Linked DNA regions of Mus musculus: region 2 is linked to region 1. A link is a loop called in an ENCODE intact Hi-C map of the cell type or tissue named here. Cell type or tissue: heart. All regions are shown on one strand. Each heading gives the region's core, and the rest is flanking DNA. Links, peaks and the distances in the headings are about the cores only. Region 1 holds the start of Elfn1 (leucine rich repeat and fibronectin type III, extracellular 1). Region 2 overlaps Mad1l1 (MAD1 mitotic arrest deficient 1-like 1).

Region 1 (10,867 bases), core at 1,423-9,422:
GCTACTCAGCCTGGGCTACTTGGTGAGACCTTGTCTAGAAACAGAAAGTAGCAGGAGGGCTGGGTGGACACAGCTGGAAAGACAGCTCAGTCTGGAAAGTGCGCGCCTTGTTAGCACAAGGATTTGCGTTCGATCCCCAAGAACTCAAGTCAAATGGTTGGATGTGGTGGCATGAATTTAGAAGCCTATAGCTGGCTAGGCAGCTAGCACACATGGCCATTAAGAGACTCTTCTCAGAAAATAAAATGGGTTGGATGTGGTGGACTACATCTTTAACCCCAACACTTGGATTTTTGTGAGTTCTGTGAGTTCGAGGCTAGCCTGGTTTATATAGAGAGTTTCAGAATAGTCAGGACTACACAGTGAGACCCTGACTGAAAACAAACAAACAAACAAACAAGACAAAACTGAGTAACACCTGAGAAACAATGTCCAAGGCTGATCTCTGTCCTACACACACACACACACACACACACACACACACACACACACACATTTTAAAATAGGGCTAGGAGCCCGGAGAGCAGATTCGTGTTAAAAGCACTTGTTGCTCTCGTATTGGACTCAGTTTCAGTGCCTAGGGATTACATGAGGCTCCCAACTGTGTATACCTCCAGTTCCAGAGGATCTGATGCTCTCTCTCTTCTGACTGCCATGGGCACAAGGCACACATGTGGTGGGTAGACATACATGCAGGCAACACACACACACATCTAAAAAAAAACTAGCAAAAGCATTGACCTAGACATAAAAGCTGAAACTGTAAAAGCTTGATGGCCGGGCGCAAGCTCTGTCAGTGAAGGGCCTTGTAAGCATGAGGGTCCAGTGTGTTCCTAGCACCCATGTCAAAAAGCCGGGTGTGGGAGTGGGAGCTTGAAATCCCAGCACTAAGGAGGTGGAGACAGGAGCATCGTTGGTATTCACTGCTGGCCAGCCTAGCCAACTGGGCAAGCACTGGCTAGTGAGAGACTCTTTTGAAAATGAAGGTTGTTGGGTTCTAAGGGATAATATTGATGTTGACCTTTGGCCTACACACACACACACACACACACACACACACACACAGAGCTACACACATACACAGAAGTACAAGAAATACACCCACACATATGCATATCTAAACACATATATGCACACATACACACAGATGTACACACATAAATATACACATACACACAGACACACATATGCACACATACACAAATATATGCACAGATACACATATGTACACACACAGTTGTACACGCATACATATATACAAAGACACAAACACATACACACATATACCCACACACACACCTATATACACATGAAACACACACATGGATACACACACATACACGTATATACATACATGTGCATATACACATAGACACACATACACACATGTATATATACATACACACATGTTTAAACACACATGCATACATATATACATATGTACACTTACAACCTTAAAGAAGAACTTAAGAGCAAATATTTATTTTTAAGCAAAGGGTGCTCAAATGTGTCACCAAGAACTCAAGAAATTAAGAGAAATATGGACTTCATTAAAATTCTCTGTGCTGCAGACAGCTCTCATGAAGACAAACAACCCACAGGGACAGAGAAGACACTTGCAAGTGATACGCCTAATGAGAGACTTGTGTCTAAACTATGTAAAGAACTCTGACAACTCAATAATAAGAAGATAAATATCCTGATTTTAAAATGGGAGAAAATATGAATATTCATTTATCCAAAGAAAATATGTAAATTTCCCACACTCGCACCAACAACTTCTCAGCATCAATAGCCATTGGGGGAAATGCAAATCGTGGCCATAGTGAGACAGCATTTTACATCCTCCAGGATGGTCATCATCGGAAATGACAAGGTAAGGCGCGGGGAATGCTGGGCCCCTCTGGGAAAGGTTGCAGGTTCTTCAGAAGGTTGAACTCGGTGTCCTGCGATGCGCCATCTCAAGGGCTTGGTATCTATACAGAGGAAATGAGGCCGTATGGCCACACAGAAGCCACTCAAATACTTTTCATTTGACATGAATGAGTGTGGTTCACCCATGGACTAGAGTACTCAGCAATGAAAAAGAATGGCCTCCTCCTACTTGTATTTGAACCTCAAAACCCATGATGGTCAGTAAAACAAGCCAGTCACAGGGGACCACACTGCAAAGGATTCCGTTCACAGAAAGGACCCAGAACAGTTAGATCCACTGAATTAAAAAACTGGTGGGTGAGGTTAATAACAATTGTATGGAATTTCCTTTTCAAGTGGTGCAATGTCCTGGAATTTCATGGCGGTATGATCACACAATGCTATGTATGGTGTGTGTGTGTGTGTGTGTGTGTGTGTGTGTGTGTGTGTGTGTAGATCAGATGACAACTTTCTGGAGTTTGTTCTCTGCTTGCACTGTAGGTCTTGAGGCTCAGACCCAGGTCATCAGGCATGGGAGCAGGCATGTTTATCAGCCGAGCTGTCTCCCCAGCACCTCAAGTTGAATACATTAAACGATGTCTCCATATAGGAATTGTGAGCACCCTGTGGACTTTGGGAAGTGGGGCAGGAAGGCTCCTCCTCCCCCATAACCATAAAGATGGGGAGAGAGAACCAACAGCTGAGGGGGTCTTCATTTTCATTTTTATTGTATGATGACAGGAAAAGTCCATGTAACAGTCAAATGTTTAGAGCCACCCAGGGACATGAGTTCCGTGTGTGTGTGTGTGTGTGTGTGTGTGTGTGTGTGTGTGACATTGTTGATGTGGTCATCAGGGTGGAGGTTACCATGCATGTACACATTGTCAGAACTTACAGTACTAGAGCCAGTCAACCAGTAAGGAAGTTCGCTGCCATACTTGACTACCTGAGTTTGATCTTCCCCACTACACTCGGTGGAAGTAACAACAACAACAACAACAACAACAACAGCTCCTGCAAGTTGTCCTCTGACCTTGACATGTCACCATGGCAGGTGCCCCCTTCCCCATAAATAAATAAATGAATTAATATAATCTATACAAGAAACAGATCTTAGCACTGGGATCACAGCTGATCATAGAAGAAGGCAGCTTGCTGTCCATATAAATAAATATGACTTTTTCTTTTTGAGACAAGGTTTCATTGTGTCACCCTGGTTGGCCTCAATCTTCCTAGGTAGACCAGGATAGAACTCATAGAGATCCGCCTGCCTCTGCCTCCCAAGTGCTGGGATTAAAGATTTGCACAGCACACCTGGTTGAAGAATAATTTTAAAAGTAAATTCCTGTTCCTCCGTCCAACCGACACGAACTAACTAGAGAAGTAATCCCTGAACAGAGCAAACATCAGTGTCCTTTCCTGCCTGCCTTTTGTAAACAGATGCAAAACAATCATGGACTGGATAAACTGCTTTGGTCCTTGCTATTTTTCCTCCTTTAAAGAAAGTCTTGAACCTGGGCCTGCTGGCACAGGCAGGTCCGGCCAGCTACTCCAGAGAGTAAATAAGGAGGATTGCAGTCTGGGTTTCAGAGTGAGTTTGAAGCCTGCACAGCAAACTTAGTGAGACCTTGTGTTAAAATAAAAAGTAAAAAGTAGCTAAGGGAGCCCCTGCCTAGAATCCCCCAGGGAGGGGCTGGGGGCGTGGCTCAGTGGTAGAGCCCCTGCCTAGAATCCCCCAGTGAGGGGCTGGGGGCATGGCTCAGTGGTGGAGCCCCTGCCTAGAATCCCCCAGTGAGGGGCTGGGGGCGTGGCTCAGTGGAGTCCCTGCCTAGAATCCCCCACTGAAGGGCTCAGCAAACATGTTTGTCTAGCACCGTGGTTCTCAACCTGTGAGTCACGACCCCTTTGGGGATAGAATGACCTTTTCACAGTGGTCCCCTAAGACCATTGGAAAACACAGATATTTACCTTACAGTTTGTAACAGCAGCAAGATTACATTTATGAAGTAGCAACAAAAATAACTTTATGGTCAGGGATCACCAGAGCATGAGGAACTATATTAAAGGGTTGCAGCATTAGGAAGGCTGAGAACCGCTGGCTTAGCACATGCAAGGTCTTGGCTTTTGTCTTCAGCACAAGAAAATACACGGGTAAGTAAGAGGGGAGCCTCAGAGCTGGGTTCAGAGCATCCAATCTCTGTCTCCTGGCCACACAGCTCTGCTGACTGTGCTGCGAAGCATCTCAGCCCTCCCTCATCTGTGGGTATTTAGGACACTTCCAATCTGCTGTTGCCACACACAGTGCCTCAGCAAACAACCTTGCACGGAGTCATATATCACTTTTCATTCGTGACAAGCATCTAGAGGACACATTCCTAGAAGAACATGCCAGGCACAAGGGTGTGTGGCTTCTCGGAATATGGACATTCTCACAAGAGTTCCCAGAGTGTCTACTATGGCCTCAGAGTAGCTGTGAAACCTGCTACCCTTTGGGGGTGAAACATCATGTTGAGCTGTCCCTGGCATTCCTGTGGTGATGTCTCATTTGTCAAGAAACCCTTTCCCCCATTCCTTTTCTGTTAGTTATCTCTGTCCACTTTTGGTGTCCTTGTCAATTTTTTTCTTATTGGGTTGTAAGAGCTCTTTATATATGAGGAAACTGACCCTCGTGTTTCTTTTGTGGCTTTGGGCTCTTCTGGGGGTTGTGGATGGAACTGTGAAGTTCTGGGTATCAGAGGGATGGACACCAATTTTTTCTCTAGGCATTTTTATTTTTGTAGTGTGTAGAAATGCTTTTCCATATTCCAGCTTTCTGCAGAAGTAAGATCTCAGTGGATAGAAAGTTATCTCGACCTGCTGGTTGGGCCTCTGGTCAGCCTGCAGAAATCATGTGGGCAGCTCTAGCTTGGGGTCCCATGTGTGCCCAATTGGAGAGGGCCCACCCCTCTCAGACTGTTCTAGGCCCCTTCACCCTCAACTCAGGAAAGACAGCTGTCATGGCTGCATCTGGCCCAGTCTATAGGCAACCTTGTCAAGGAGGCCTGTGTATGTTGCATGTGTGTGTGTTGTGAGTAGATGTATATGCAGGAACCTTGTTTGGGAGCAAATAATAATAATAATAATAATAATAATAATAATAAAGCCAAGGGTAAGCTGGGCCTGCTGGTACATGCCTATAGTTCTGGCACTCAGGGGTCTAAAGCTAGACACTGGAGTCCCAGGCTGGCCTGAGCTACAGAGTAAGAAGACAAGAGGAGGAGGGAGAGGGGAGGCAGATGTAAAAGAGAAAAGGGGGAGGAGGTGGCAAAGAGGTAAAAGAGAGGGAGGGCTTTCTTCTCTTTGTTGGGACCCTGTCAGATAGACCCCAGGATAGACATCTTTGCCTTTCTGGAATGATGTTTGCAGTCGCACACCACTACAGAAACCCAGGTATGGACCGGGGGTTTGTGCAACCCTGGAGCAGGCTGGGGTGCCTTGGCGACTGAAGCCCTACTCTATAACTTCTTGGTAAGGTTCCTGGTTGTGGGGAGGGGGGAGGCGTGGGCGTCGGCAAAGATGTGTGTGAACTTCTGCCAGAACTTCATGTTCTTCATGAGGGTGGGCTAAGGGGTGAATTATGGGGTGTGCCCGTTAGGTGTGAACCTGCTCTGCAAACGTGTGGGTGCAACATACATAGTGTCCACCCTGGGTCATGTACACATGCCTGCTAGTGACATGGCTCAGGAGAATGGGAGAGGAAGGGAGGAATGGGGGCGGGGCGGGAGATGAGAGAACCAGGAGAAAGCTCTGGCCTCATCCCCGTGGCTCTGGCCAGGGGTTAGCTTGTGGCCTTCCCAGCTTGAGGGGTGCCTGGCTTGTTTTTTGTTTTTTGTTTTTTTGAAGGGCCCGGCAAAAGCTACCCTAAAAGCAGGCTTTGGAGCCTTCAGTCCCGGCTGGATTCTCTTGAGGTCTGAGCAAGGGTAGACCCACAGCTCTGTCCTTGACCACCATGCTCTGTGTCTAAGAATCCACCGGAAAGACGATAGAGCCTCCTCTACCCTCAGTCCCTAACTGGAATCTCACTCCTCAGGGTTCCAAAGGAAAAATGGGGCTGGGGAAAGCCTAGGATCGGCCAAGTGTGGGCTGCCTGCCGGTGCTGCAGGCTGGATCTAGTCGAGTCGCAGGACAGGCCACAGGACCCGAGCTCGGGAAGCTCCTGGTCCTCTGGCCGCGCTACTCCAAGGTTCAGGCTATTCCCATGCTGGTCCCTGGTGGTCTGGCAACCCAAGGGACAAGTCCCCGCCCCCAGCCTCTCCTCGCCCCTTACTATGTATACTTGGCTGCACTCTGCGGCTCCAGTCCCCTTCGTTGGCATTGTGTCCCGAAGCCTGGCTCTTGAGAGTGCTCCAGCTCGGAGGAGGCGTCCAAAAAGGGTTGCACCCACTCTGCCCAAAGGGGGGTCCTTCAGCTCCGCAAGCGCACGGAGGCTCGAAAGCTGTGCGCAAGGCCTTAGCCCGGCGAGGGCGCTCTTGAACTTGATTTTGATTTTCAACCCAAGGCCAAAGCTACCGCCTGGGGAAGGGGCGCGGTAGGGAATGGGATACCAGCGGGCTCAGTCAGTGTTCCTGGAACCATGGGGGTGGGGGGTGGGGGTGGGTGGGAGGGTGGACAGCCCCAGAGGGATGACTTGGATCCCCGGAAAGCACACATTAACTCCCCCCCCCCACACACACAGAGGCTAGTGGGAGGGGAATCCACTACTCGGAACCTTCCGGGAATGGGAAGGTGCCAGGCTGATCTCACGCCTCCCGGCCTCTCAGCCCAAGGGGGTGGTGACATACAATGCAGAGAGGAGGGACTGTGAAGGGGGTCGGTGACCTTAGGAGAGAGCAAGTCCCTGGTGGGAAGAGAGAATGTTGCATCTCGGAGGGCCTGACAACCTTGTACCATCTCTGATTCTCCCCTCCCCGCCGCCCGCCCCGTGAAACAATCGTCCCTGCGGGTGGAGCTGTGACACGCGCGCTTACATAGGGTCTGACTTCGGGGTCAACTTCTACATGGCTTCCTGCGGGTGCGTGTGTGTGCACAGGCGTGACTGTACGCGCGTGCACATCTCTGCCTCTCGTACCCACCTCCCATCGCCACGAAGGGTCCCAACCCCATGACACTCGGGGACTTGGGCTCCACGGCTCTTAGCTCAGTGGCCTGGGACGCGGGCAGGGGACGCAGGCAAAGCCAGGAAAAGGAGGCGAGGCTGTGTTGCGGCGTCCTGAGATGTCCCCCCGGCTCCAGCCAACTTCCCCTCAGGGAGCCTTGATCCCCTCCCGGGGCAACCTATGGACGTGCAGCGGCCCCCGCCCCTGCTCCGGTCCCCTCCCCGCGCGGCTCCCACGTCCGACCTGCCTCGCGCTCACAAAATGAACCACCGCCTCGCGTCGCCGCGGCCGCTGCCGCCGCGCCCGCTCCCGAGCTCGAGAGCCGGAGCCGCCCGGCCCCTTCGGCGTCGCCGGCGCCGCGGCCGCCCCGCCTGCCCGGCCGGTCCGGGGCTGCTCCGATCGCGCGGTCCCCGGCTCTTGACGCAGTGAGCGCCGCAGCCCGGCTCCCGCAGGCTCCTCTCCGCTCCCGGCGAGAGGCCGATCCTCAAGCCCGGCGGGCTCCGGGAGGGGCGGGCAACGCGGGAGGGGGAGGAGGTCTGTCTGGAGCCAGCAAGAACCCCGAGGAGGAAGAGGAGGAGGAAGCAGGGGCAGCCGCCGCCGCCGCCGCCACCGCCACCGCGGCGCTCCGGGGACTTCGGCGCGCGTGCTCTGCTAGCCGGTGATCGAGCCTTCAACCCTGGGGGCCACAACCCCGTTCAGGTAGGAAGGGGTGTGCAGCGAGTGGTGGTCCCCTCTGCCGCAGACGTGGGGTCCACAGGTCCCCGCCCCTGGAGGGGGAGGGGCAGGAAGGATACGCTCTCGCCGGCTTCCCGGGTGGCGCGGGAGTCCCCAACGGCTCCCGCAGCCCTGGTTGCCCCTATCGCCTCAGTCCCCCTCGCCGTGTCCTGGCCGTCCGCACCTGGACCGAGTCCCCTCTTCACCCGGGGGGTTTCAGATGCAGCGCGTTTAGTCTGAGGCTCCAGGGCGCCCTCCACTCAGCCGCCTTCCCAAAACCCGAAGTTCTCGATCGCCGATCTCTGGCTGGACAAACTTCCCTCCCGACTCCGCCGATCGGAGCGCCTGGGCTTGGGTCCCCTGCCCCCACCTCGGATTAGGAAGCACCACCGAGGACCCGAAACTTTGCTGAGCGTGCTGCCTAGGCCGTGGTGGGGTCGGTCTGCTGTAGGGTGCATGGGACGGCCTTAGTGCCCCAAGTTGGCCCAGAAGCTGCCCCCCCCCAGTCCGAATACCTCCACTCGTAGTTCAAAGAGGAGAAAAAGTGGGTGGTGGGACCTCGCCTTCGTTCTGCACACTGGTCTCCAGGCGCTGGAGCCGTGGGGAGGGTAATGTAAGACCCGCACCCCCACCCCAGCCGGGTGCCGGGGCTCTGTCCAGCTCCCTGGAAGGAACTGGCTTCTAGTTATTAACAGGCGCCTTTGACAAGAGCCTGTAGGGACTGGGAAAACCACTGGCTGCGAGGTGCTTCCAGACCCCAGCCAGAGACTGACCCTCCTCAGTTTTCATGGGTCCCATTCCGTCGCCTGCCCTCCCCTTTTCTTCTACTCATTCCCCTCAGACTTTGAGGTGTCACCTCCCACTCCCCTAACTTTTTCTCTTCCCAGATAAGCCTGCTCTGAACTGTGACTACCTGGGGTCATGAGCCCAGGTCGATGTCTCAACATCCAAACATCCTTTCTGCACCCCCATCCCACCCCCATACACACAAGGGGATGGGAGTGAAATCTCCCGGGCCAGCCTGCTAGGCATGAACGGGATCATCCCCAGCCAGTTTCGAGTCCTTGCGACCCATCGCCCACGCATGACACATTCACCAGCAGCTGCCTAGGGGCTGTGGTGAGCAGACAAGCTCTCTCTATGGAGAGCTTGCGAAGATCCCAGAAGGGTTTGGAGGTGAAGTGCTCTGTTCCCTGTGAGGGAAGAAGCCAGTGTCTTCTTGCCCCACCCCCCAGTGTCTCCTTCCTACACCCTGAGGTATCTGGAGGATTCCGTGCCCTCTCTCCACCTCACCCCAAGGCTCAGGTCAGAGTCTGAGTGGTCACTAGTATTTGGGGAACAGGGGGAGTTGGGCACTTCTTCCTGTCTGGGATAGAAGGTTGCAGAAGCCACTCTCCGAACAGCTGGGAGAATCTTTGTCCCAAGGGTGCTGGGGCCCCGCCCCCTTCGGGTTCTTTGCTTCCGAGCCCGCTTCAGCAACCTCAGAGTGTGGAGAGCTGAGGTGGCGCATCTTTTCCGCTTCTCTGGGTCTGGGGAGAGCAGGGGGCGTGGAACACAGTGATGGGTCCCTGACAGATGTCCTCGCGTGGCGGCGCCGGCGTCTCTGTGATAGAATTAATGGCTTACAAGCAAACGGCCCGATCTGTCCGGCTCGGGGGAGGGGCGGCCCCAAGGGACTCCCGGATTTTGGTTACAACCAGCTGAGCAGCTGGAAGATTGGGGGATGTGACCTGGAGGGTCTGAATGACCCTCTACTAGTCAACCCTAATTTTCGGTCTTGCCACCCCGACAACTGGGTACTCCAACATTGGATGTCCTGGGGACCCTTCCACCGGAAGAACTACCGGTGTTTTCCCTCTTGGAAAACCTCCTAGAACCTTCCACCCCCTCCTGCAGACAGCTGACCCTGGGAAGCCACAAACTTACCTTGAGGGTGGGGTTGTACTGGTCAAGGGCGCTCTGGGAACCTGGACCTCGGTTTGCTTATTCTTTGTGGAAGGGGTCAGAGGAGCAAAATCCAGACTAGTGAACCTAGGGGGACTGTACTACCACAATGCTTAGTACACAAACCACGGTAATCCCAGATCTCAGATGATTACCAGACCTGTAGCAATGGTAGGGGAACCAGGCCAAGGGGAAACCTAGAGATATGGGGAGTCAGACCCCTGCCTTTGAGTTTGCTTTCAGAGACTGATGGTAGGGGCTGCTGGCCCCTCTTATTCCCTGTCCCCACCCTTACACAGAACTGACCAGACTCAGAATAGGAGAGTACAGGCATAATCTTGTCCCTGGAGATCAGCTGCTTGGGACCTCTTTTAGATACAACTGGGAGGGAAGAGTGTCTTATACCTCCCACCCTAGGTCCATGAGCCATGGCCTAGAACATTGAAGCTAGCAGTATTTATCCATGTAATACCTTTGTCCTGGACCCTAGCCATGTCAGGAGGCCAGGTTGGGGAAACTACATACATCTCCTGCTCTCTAGGGTCTCACCTGACCCTACCTGGTCTTTGACCATGTTGGCTGTCCCTTCCTGGGAACCCCACTCAGTAAGCACTAGGAGGACACATAGTCTTCAGTTTCCAAGTTCAGCCAGTGCGTGAAGGCCTGGCACGGGGAAGGTAGCTAAGAGCCCACTACCCACTTTCAGTTCCTATAGGTGCCCAGGCCAGGAGGGAGCCCAGCCCTGCTACCCCCCTTCCCCCAGAGCAGGACCAGTCCATACATAGGACTGGTTGGTGCTATTGGCGTTCATTCACTTTCCTTCTTCGGTCCCCACACACTATAGGATTTATCTTGATTTGCTCTGCCTCTGAATTGAGTCAACTCTTTTGTATGCTCGGTGAATTGCCCAGCTGCTGGCGAAGAGCGGAGGAGCGGGGAGAGAGCGTGCCGGGGGTACTGAGGCCGGGAATCAGGAGCGGGCGGGGGACAGGAAATGGGGAGGGGGCGCCGCGTGGGGAAGAGATGGGCCGTGTGGGGAGACTGGATCTGCCAGAGGCACCAGTGGGGCTGCGAACAGAATTTATCGAGGACGCTGTCAGAGTCGTACTGTCCAGAGTAAGGAGTCCACAGAGCTCCAGGGCTTGGGTTTTCTTGGGCCC
Region 2 (10,867 bases), core at 1,854-9,853, 230 kb after region 1:
AGGCACTTCTGGGCTGAGAAGATGGCTCAGCAGAGAAAGCACTTTTCCTGTGACCGAGAATCTGAGCTTAAATCCCAAAAGTCCATGTAAAAGCTAGACACGCATGGTAGCACACATCTGTAAATCCCATGCTCCTGTGTTGAGAAAGAAGGCAGAGACAGTAGACTCTCTGAAAGCTCTCTGGACAGCTAGCTGGGTTTACACAGGAATGCAAGCCCCTGCCTCAGAAAAGTAGAAGGCAAAGATTGACACCTTCGGCTGTCCACTGACATCAGCACGCATGCACACATGCACATTTGAGCACATGCAGACACAGGGACACACACACACACAGACACACACTCTTACTTCAGCGCCTTTGGCTGTAGCCTTGGCCATAGAAGGATGGTAAGTGGGCTGGAGAGATGGCTCAGAGCACTGACTGCTCTTCCAGAGGTCCTGAGTTCAATTCCCAGCAACCACATGGTGGCTCACAACCATCTGTAATGGGATCTGATGCCCTCTTCTGGTATGTCTGAATACAGCTATAGTGTACTTATGTGCATAAAATAAATTTTTTTTTAAATTTAAATAAATAAGAAGGGTGGTAAGTGGGCTGGTGAGATGGCTCAGAGGTTAAGAGCGCCGACTGCTCTTCCAAAGGTCCTGAGTTCAAATCCCAGCAACCACATGGTGGCTCACAACCATCCATAACGAAATCTGATGCCCTCTTCTGGTGTGTCTGAAGACAGCTACAGTGTACTTACATATAATAAATAAATAAATAAATAAATAAATAAATAAAGAAAGAAAGAAAGAAAGAAAGAAAGAAGGGTGGTAAGTGACAACCTGCGCTGTATGACCACCACATCTATAGATAAAAGGGGGGCTGGCTTCCACTGCAGCTCCACCAGCCCCCATCCACACCTGCAGCAGGAGAGTCCCCGGAAGACCACTGGGAAACACTCACTCCAGAAGGGTCTCATCTCTTGGATCAGCCAAGCATGGTTAGCAATAGTACTGTTGTAGAAAGATGTTGGGAGAACAAGACATCTCAGTCACCACATCCTCATCTAGAAAGCAGGGCCCCTCTGAGGTCCTGGTGTAAAAGAGATGGTTGGCCATGATCATCATACTGTTCTCAGAAGGGACTATCTGCAGCTTGAGCACAGAGCCTCCAGAAAATGCTGCCTCAGCCACAAAAGTTAGACAGTGGAGGTGATGGACCAGGCCTCACTGGGAGATACAATACAGAGCTGAAGGCGGAGGATGAGGTATAATGCCCAGCAGTGGGAGATGGGCAGTGCAGGGGTCCACATTACTGGAACCTAGACTGAGGAATTATCTCATGGCATGACAGTAAGTGTCCTGCCCTTTGCGGTGACATCAGGGCCCATATGCTCCTGCTTTCTCCCAAGACTTCTAAAGAGGGACCAGCAGCCTTTATGCAGGAAAACAGCAGCATGGCACCTCAGTCCACCAGCTGTCCCTCATCTGCCCACAGCCATCAGCTAACACAGGCAGTCACCTCTCATCCCTCTGTTCACATGGCACCAGCTATCTGCCCTGCCCAAGATACTACTACCACAAAGGACACAGAGCCTGGCTTTGAGGCTACGCACAGGGACGACAGGCTGGCAGCCTGCTCCAGAAATGGTACCAAAAGCAGTCCCCGCTCAGGCTCTGGCAAGGCAGACAACAGCATGAGGACAGCACAGATGTCCTTGGTCTCAGGTGTGGCCAAGGTGGCAGGTGGGCTAGTGCACATTTGCTACTCCAGCCAACCCCTGGAGATGTGTGTGTTCAGACAGAAGCCCTGGACGTGTGCCACCTGTGACATTACATCCAGCACAGAAGCCTCTGCAGGGCTATTTTTATCCTGAAGTGAGAAGTGGCAGCCTGATGATCTAGCACCCCTGCAGGCACACAGACAGCTCGGAGTAAGCAGGAAAACCTGCAGGTAGAGACAGGCTGGGACAGACCATCCCAAGCAGGGGCTTGGTGTACGTTTTGCAATACCATGGCACAGTATGGCCTTGGCTGGGAAAACCCAGAGAGTAGGCCATCGGCCTCACTTGGACCCAAGCAGACAGGGGTCCACCCAAGGTCACATTAACTGAAGAGGCTGGGTCTTAAGTGCTAGGCTTTCCCTTGGGGTGTGAGTATAGACATGGATGCAAGAGCTTCTGGGGGCTATAGAACAAGCCAGCCCCTGAGCAGGCAGCCAGCATGCTTAGCCATTCAAAGCTGCAAACTGAGGTATGGGCTATGGGGGTGGAAAGCATCATAGGCAGGAGTGGGCTCTGCTGGAGTAGAGAAGACAAATGACCCCAGCCTGCTCCATCACACTCTTCAGGGTTAGTGACTCCACAGAGACCACTTAACTAGAAACAGGAGGTTCCCAGCTCTAGCCCATAGCCAGTGGCAGAGGATCCTGGCCTATAAGTGTCCCCACTAATCCCGCAGGGATGCTGACAGAGCTCAGATCTGGGAACTGCGGCTGTGGGTAATCAACCTTCCGGCATGCGGCCAGGATCCCAATGGCTGCCTATCACCTAGGTGACCTCCACAAAGGCTGATCTTAACCTCTGACCTCACCTCTTAGGGTACTTGTCTTCCATCTATGTAATGGGCCCAGTGAGCTGGAACTATAGTGCAGTGCAGAGCAATTACCTGGCATATGCATCCTCCAATCGCTCCCTGCATCCTCCTGCATCTACCTCTCTCAACTCTCTGGAGCTTCTGTCCTGTGTCTCTCCCACAGTGTAGTCTTCTCACTGGAGAGCAGCACGCCAGCGTGTTTGGGAAGAAGTCTTCATGTAGCTGGTCGTGCTGTAATCTGTTTTAATTAAATATGCTGGAAACACAACTCAGGTGACTCGTGGCATCCAAGTGCCACACACTTGTATTTATGGCTCTATCGACAGAGGACTCGTGACATCTGCTTCCAACCTCCGCAGCCGCTTTATTAAATGGAATAAATAAAATCCGGGCAAAATGGCAGCAGCCCCACTGGAGATAGGCTACTGGGAGTCTCCAGCTCTCCATTTCTAGTTTGTTTTGCTGAAAATGATTTTGCTGGAATCAAAGCATGCCCCATGCTGGAACTGATGACGGATGTTAGCCTGGGCCAGGGCTGTGCCGAGAGGAGGACGGCAGTGGCTGCCTGCCTGCCTGCCCAAGGCAGCCCTGAGGCTGGCACACCTGCCTTCCCACACAACGAGCATTCCCTCCTTGGTCAACCATGGGAAAGCTACACCCAGTGCACAGGAATCCATGGAAGTGCCTGTTGACCCCAGAGAAAACAGGAGCTTGGGGTGAGGGTGGGTAAAGAAAGGCAACTGAGAAAAGCCATCAGAAAGAAAAAGAGACCAGAGGGTAAAGCGCCTGCTGCACAGGAATGAAGACCTGAGTTCCCAGCCCCAGTGCCCATGGAGAAGGCCAAGTTTGGCAATGCACATCTTAAATCACAGTGTGGGGAGGTGGGGCGAGAAGAACCCCATGAGCTCACTGGCCAGCCAATCTAGCCAAATCTAAGCTCCGGGTTATGGTGAGAAGAAAGCCCCAATGTCCACTTGACCGCCAAATGTATGAGTACTGGCATGTATACCTATGCATGCACATGACAACACACAGAAAGAGAGGACAGGCAAAGAGAAGGGAAGACTAGGGGCAGAAGTAGAAAGGAAAAAGGTTAAGGGGTGGAGAGACAAAGAAAGCAGAGAGATGGTGCCACACACCCAGGAGAAACCTTGAATCAGCACATGTCCAGCAGTGTTCTTCCTCTTTCCTAGGAACCCTCCTTCTTGGCCTGTTTCCTAAGCGGGGATTTGCAGTCAGACCCTACACTGGCTCACACCTCTTCACCTTCTCAACTCAGATCTGAACAACACAGGCAATGTGGGGGCTCCCTCTCCATTTCTTGCTATGTAACTTCCCTGGAAGAACCACTTGCCTCCCAGGCCTGAGCGATGCTTACCCAGCTGTAAGGCACTAAGGGACCTTTAAGAAAGGAGTTCCACGAAGTTATGTAACTTTTTACTGTGTCAATACAAGCAGCTCAGCTAATAAACTCCCGACAAGACTTTTAAAGCTCTCTAGGTATGAGCCATTTGCAAGCATCTGGTATATGAACTTCACTATCCAGGAAGGCAATGGAAAGCTACCATCTGTAGCTGTAGCTCCGCCACCTACAGCAGGACCAGTGGCTGGCCCCTTGGCCTAGGAACACACCTGTGGCAAGACAAAGGCCCAACCTTCTCTCAGCCACTCTCTGGGCATTCAGTACCCAGGAGGTGCTAAGCCCTCTATGGGTGTATTTCTCAGACCCCTGGGCAATGAGTGAGGTCTCTAGAATGTACCTACCGGGGATGGCAACATGCTCATGAGTGAAAAAAACAAGAGATGGGAAGGTTTGCCTGGGACCACTCACCACTTAGCCCTGTGCCCAGGAACCTGGAGAGATTCTCACTAAGGCTGTGCTGGCTGCAGGATGTGTCTACAAGCCGGGCACTCAGAAGTGGCAGGTGATGCGTGCCATCTTGACTAACAGAGTAGCCTTAGATGGGTAGAGTGTACCTGCTGGACCTCAGAATGAGATAGAACCAAGCTGTGGCTGTCTTGGCCCAGTAGTGCTCTCCTCAAAAGGGTAGGGGCTGGAGATGACAGCAAGGCCATAGGTCTTCATGTGAAGTACACAGTTGTTGGAGTTTGGTCTGTTGTTTGTTTGTTTGTTTGTTTATTTATTTGGTTTTTCGAGACAGGGTTTCTCTATATATCCCTGGCTGTCCTGGAACTCACTTTGTAGACCAGGCTGGCCTCGAACTCAGAAATCCGCCTGCCTCTACCTCACGAGTGCTGGGATTAAAGGCGTGTGCCACCATGCCCGGCGTTTGGTCTGTTGTTTTGTACTGTAATGAGAAACTCTGTACCCAAAGGTCTAGGCCTACGAGGATATTCTCATGTTTACAAGCTTTTGCTGTGCAAACCTTGTTCCTTGATTTAAAACAATTGGTTAAATAAGATTGGCTATGGACAATTACTGGAGGAACTTCTAGTAGGTAGGTTTGGAGTTCCCTTGTTGGGGGTGGAGAAGAGAGAGGTGTGAGAAGAGGCCAGGAGGAAAAGGAAGAAGAATAAGAGGAGAAGAGGAAGCCACCATAAGAGGAGATGGGGCCATGGCGTAGTCAGGAGAAACAGCAAGTATCTGGGGTATCCCACTAGAGAGGTAGCCAGGCCAGCAGTTAGAAGAGTAAATTAGGGTGACCCCCAGTAACTGTCAAAGCCAAATAAAATAACCATAGTCCGAGTCTCATTTATTCATAAGCTAGCTGGAGATAAGCTTAAAGTGGTTGTACAACATTCAGGGGCTGGTGATGACCAGGGTCTGGGCTTTAAACAGCAAGCTGTATGGCTTCTGTAGGAACAGCTTCCTGGCTCACTGTGGCAGGGATCTTTCCTACCAGTCATCCTCATAAGTCACCTTAAATCCCCAGAACTGACTCAGGACATACCCCTCCTGACTCACCAAGGCCCCAGGAGCCCACATCTGCCTGTCCAGAGGCAACTTCTTCTTCCTTTGGCCTATGTATAGCTTGCCTTCTACGACAAAGTAAGACTGTTTGCCCATCTCCCTTCTCACTAAATGGAGACTCACAGGAAACCCAGCTGTACACTGGACTCTACAGAGCAGGTAACAGAATGGAAAGGAGTCGTGCTGAGGGAGGGAGTAACCTCCTAAATCCAAGCTCCAAGATAGCTGGGAAGTCGAAAGCCAAGGCCAGCCTTGGCCAAAGCTAAGGTCCTTCCAAACTCCCTCCACAACAGACCACTCAGCTGTGGGACTCTCACACCTGCCTGCTCCTTGCCTCTGATCAATATGTGCCCAGGTCCCCATTATTCCCTCCTCCAGGCCATCCTTTCCTGCATCTGACCTAACCCCCACCAGGCCAGTGGTGAGGCCCAGAAAGCAGTGAGCCTGTCTGCTGCCACCTGGTGGAGGCAGAAGGTGTATGGTTCCCCACTCCAGTGAATTAGGACCCCCTGGTTGGCTTCCTCCTCTAGACTGCTAAATCCAGCTACTATTCCATCCTCAAAGGGCTGGATCTGCCAGACCTTGTGCTCCTCAAGGGCCCTACAGTATGAGGAGGACTCTAGTGGGGACAGGGAATTCTGTGATTGACTGGGCACAACTGTCTCTCAGTGACTCCTGTGAAAATGCGGCAAGTGTCTGAATACATGGCCACTCTAGACAGCAAAGGTTGCATACCCAGCATAAATAGCAGAGCCACAGGCTGAGGAGAAAAGCCACTAGGGCTCTGCTCACAGGAGCCTAACTCACCACAGCCATGATACCAGCACACCTAGGCCCAAAGGAGGAAGGTCACTGAGGGCCAGCCTGCTTCAAGAGGCCAGAGTGCCCATGCATAGGAGGACCAACTGTAACAGGAATCTCCAAGGTGTGTATGTTGGGGAGGGGGGCTCCTCACCCTCCCTCATCTGGACTAAACTGATGAACACTCACAGTGACGATGACTATGAAATAGCAAGAGCACCTTGCTCCACCCAGCTGAGCCTCCAACTGGCTTTCCCATAACCCTGGGACACAAAACAGGAGGAAGAACCTGCCAACCTTACATCCTGCAGGGAAAGGTAGGGTGCTTGACATATACCCATGAGCAGGGTGACAGCGAGATGCTGACAGGGAGCATATATCTGCTGGAGCTGAATCCTGACAACACTGGTCACTTGACACAAAACATTGGCTGTGCCCTGACGATCATCTTCCTAAGGACCTATGTGGAATGCATATGGCAGCACAGATGAGATCTCTCAGTGAGAAAATACCAGGGAGCTGCAAGGTGTCAGAGAGCAGACCCACAAATCTCTCCTCGTTGGCGTTTCTCATGGAGCTAAATGTGCTGTAATAAAACAACTATTAACACACTTACATTGATGATGGCACAGCTCACTAGAACCCCAGTTAACCTTTCAGATGAGGCTGGAGAGCTGGGTTGTGGCAGCTCACAGCAGCCCCAGTGGATTGCACTCCTGGCTACTGGCCACCTGTGAGACATTGGAACAAGTGTGCAGCCAGAGAGTGGAGTGGGGAGATAAGCGCAGGACCCAGGCAGGTTCCACAACTCGTGTGACTTGCTTTATTCTGCCAAGAGTGTCAGTGAGGGATTCTCCTCCGTGCAGGGACAGCATAGGCCCAATGTGCCTGGTGAGAATCTCATGGGCAGAAAGAACAAGCAGCCAGCCTGGATTGTGGCCTCTTCATATGGCACAGCCTTGCCACAAGCCATCGCCAGAGCTGAAGCTCAGCAGCTCCCACTCTAGTCATGCCCCAGTCTTGCCCCAGTGAGACCTATAGCTGTCCTCTGAGCTGTGAATCCAAAGGTGCTTCCTGACTTTCCCAGATAGGTTACAGCAGTGTCATGCATTTCTGATTGCTTCCTCATGGGATCCCACACCTAAAATGCTACTGCACTTTGTAGTTATCATGGGTTTGATTTATATATTTACTTGTTTGTTTGTTTGTTTGTTTGTTTTTCAATAACTAAGAATTTAATATAAGAACTCATAAAAGTTAGTAAGTGCTCTACCACTGAGCCACACTTCCAGCCCCTCACTGGGGGACTCTAGGCAGGTGATCTACCACTGAGTCACACCCCTGCCCCTAGTTAAGCTGTATCCTCCACCTTCTTTTTACTTAGGACAGACATTAAGTTGCTCAGACTAGCCTTAAACTCACTCTATAGCCCAGGGTGTACTGAACTTTGCATCTTCATGCCTCAGCCTCCCCATTCCCTGGTGGACTACAGGCCTGTGCCACCAGGCTAGCTCACAGCTGTCTACTAAACATCCCCCTCACCAAAGGCTCTGTTGCTAGCCTAGGAAAGGGCCCTGCTCAGTGTGGACTCCAGTGCTCTCTGGAAAGAACATATAGCCATGCTGTCACCCTGGCTGTTCCTTTAGACACTTCTCCAAGTGGACAACCAAGAGCACTAGCTGGGTGAGGGTCGAGTTGTCTGCACAGAATGACTGGCCCTCGCAGCACCTCTCTGGCAGTCTGCATCACACCAAGGTCAAGGACAAGCCAAATAGATGTGACAATCAAAACCAAAAAAGCTGATGGCACAGAGTGTGACAAAGGCCTTGCCTAGGATGCTCTGCAGGTTGGCCATGCTACAGGGCAGTCCTATGTTTGTACATAGGTGCCTGGAGGCTTAGGTTCAGTCCTGGGTCTTCGGGTTTCAGTTTTCTTGTCACTGAAATGCGGACAATGACAATCCTGCTTCTTTTTTTTTTCTTTTTTTTTAACAGCAATAATATTAGTTATTTTATCAACCATAAGGCCTTATAGTTTTCTGATTTTATGTTTATATATTTATTATCGTTGACTGACAAAGAGTGAATTCTGAGTCTTGTGTGTGCCAGTTCTTTTTTTTTTTTCCATTTTTTATTAGGTATTTAGCTCATTTACATTTCCAATGCTATACCAAAAGTCCCCCACACCCACCCACCCCCACTCCCCTACCCACCCACTCCCCCTTTTTGGCCCTGGCGTTCCCCTGTACTGGGGCATATAAAGTTTGCATGTCCAATGGGCCTCTCTTTCCAGTGATGGCCGACTAGACCATCTTTTGATACATATGCAGCTAGAGTCAAGAGCTCCAGGGTACTGGTTAGTTCATAATGTTGTTCCACCTATAGGGTTGCAGATCCCTTTAGCTCCTTGGGTACTTTCTCTAGCTCCTCCATTGGAGCTAGAGAAAGTACCCAAGGAGCTAAAGGGATCGACAATCCTGCTTCTAAGGTCACAGCCAGAGTCAAGCTGAGAGATACAACTGGAAAGTGGGTAAAGAGCAGCGCAGGCGGCATCTGGGGATGTGGCTGTGTGGTTCTCCTGACAGGCAGGCTCTCACCTCATCTTGTACGGTCACGCAGCCTCTCCAGAGAATTAAGCAAACCTCTATCTCTGCTGGAGGGAGAGCAGCATTTAGCATGCAGGAGCTCTGCCCTGGTACAAGCCAGCCGGGAAGGAGAGACCAAGTGCAGTCCACACTGAGAGTTACTCTCTTCTTTAAAGTGGAACATTTTCTCTACCTTCACTCCACAAAGCTACATGAGACTTCACAGGGGGCTCACAATACTGCAGATGACAGAGAGAACAAGAAGCCACAAACTGCTTGGAAAACACTGTGCCATCCTCTAGACAGGAACACCACAGGAACCTGCAGCAAGAGGAAGCAGGCTGCCGCAGGGACCACATGGTTACACAGCACAGACTGTCTTCAAGGCACCTGGCAACAACCTGGCAGAAGCCTTGCCTTGCCTTGAAGTGCCTTGACACCCACCTCTGCTGGCTGGGGTTGCCTGGAACCCTCTAACCACCAAGTGCTATATAAGAAGTAAAGTAGAGCACATACCAAAATAACCCCCTTGGCTGCCCTCCTCCCACACACACCATAGCCTCCACTTGCCCATGGCACACACCTACCTCCATCTCCGAGCTGTGGGCATGTACCTTCTGAACCATGTCCTCGGCCTCCCACAGGCGCTGTGTCAGCTGGGTTGAGTACTCAGTTTGGGTCAGCTCACTGTCGTAGGATCCCAGGATGGCACGCATGCCATCTCTCTCCTATAGACAAGATGGTCAGGTCAGGGTGGGGACAGTGTGTGAGGTGGCTTGGAAGCATCAGAGATGTGAGCTTTAGAGTCCCTGCACATGCTCAAAAAGCTCAGGACTCTGGCATGCTTCCATCTGCCAGAGGTGCATACCTCCAGAGAGCCTGCACCAGAGGTCTAGGCCTGCAGAGCTCCAGACTCAGTTTTACTGGGTGAGTGAGCCCTGCCAACAGTACTCACTTCAACCATGCCAGGGAAGACACCAACTTGGTGTGAGTTCTGACGAGTGCCACCCAGAGCAAGAACACAAAGCTGGGGGCTAAGGCCCAACCCTTCCTGAGCAGACTCAGAATCCTTGACCCTGTCCTAATGCCTGGACACTGAGGCTCCAGAAACAGCTGTGGCTTCAGCGAGCACCTCACATCCACAGCGAATCACAGACGTAGGAGGCCACCAGCCTATCCAGCCATATTCCACACAGAGTATGAGTGACAGCTGGAGTTGTGGCTAACGCTCCTCAGCTAGTCTGTGCACACTAGAGATCCTAAGGTTGACAGCCTGAACCAGAAAGCTAGCAGTGGAGAGATGCTGCAGAGACTGGGACCAAGTTCTCTAAGATGTTAGAGAGGGGTCACAGGAGCTGAAGAGGAACGCCTTCCACCCTGCCAGCAAGGGGCCCTGTAGACATGCAACCTGCCCTGTGTGGGGAGCCAAGATGCTGTGAGGGCCACATATAGGGTACAGCATTGTTAGGGAGACTATCTTCCCCAGGGGTGCTCACTGCATTCTCTTTGCCCATGTTTCTTAAGTATGTCAAAAAACAAACAAACAAACAAAAAAACAAAACAAAAGAAAAACCTACAGGGCCATTAGGCTCCTTTAGACATAGATATTACTCCTAGGGAAAGGAGACCCAGCCCCAAAATCCCAGGCACAGGCTGGCGACTCCCCTCGACCTGATGTCACCTTCTGAGAGTTCCATGGAGTGCACAAGCGAGGGTGGCAAATCCTCCTTGGAAGTCCAGGCGTGTCAGGAACCAGCCTCGCCTTGGGGAAAGTGAGCGGCTCTTCATCCCGCAGGTGTGGGCAAGCCCAGCTCTGGCCTCTAACTGGATCCTGAAGTACATGTGCTGACGAGCTGATGAGCTGGGTGCCTTCTGCTTAAGCTTTGCCCATTCATGTAGCCATCAGTGAAGATGCTGGGGACAGCACAGCTCAGGAAGAAAGGGACAGTTCCAACTCCAGCTCTGCTCTG

The links. Peaks named below come from ENCODE experiments on the same cell type or tissue, not always from the same donor. Only the 100,000 strongest peaks of a DNase experiment are listed, where the experiment ranks them.
Region 2: a loop joins it to region 1, with 5 times the contacts of the local background. A loop is called at or near these places in 14 of 42 quality-filtered maps.

Annotation. Positions count from the first base shown.
Region 1 is chr5:139,901,066-139,911,932 of GRCm38, forward strand. Elfn1 (leucine rich repeat and fibronectin type III, extracellular 1) reads left to right here and starts at 6,801. Exons shown (of 2, transcript NM_001384186.1): 1 at 6,801-7,748. In heart, for the core only: a CTCF peak has its summit at 6,405; DNase peaks (open chromatin) are centred at 7,926 and 9,346; H3K4me3 peaks cover 3,308 bases; H3K27ac peaks cover 824 bases; H3K27me3 peaks cover 7,609 bases.
Region 2 is chr5:140,134,436-140,145,302 of GRCm38, forward strand. It overlaps Mad1l1 (MAD1 mitotic arrest deficient 1-like 1), which reads right to left. Exons shown (of 18, transcript NM_010752.3): 12 at 9,485-9,625. Among named protein-coding and RNA genes, the nearest start is that of Gm30492, 44 kb to the left of the region's middle. In heart, for the core only: CTCF peaks have their summits at 1,890 and 5,977 (motif pointing left); DNase peaks (open chromatin) are centred at 5,966 and 7,096.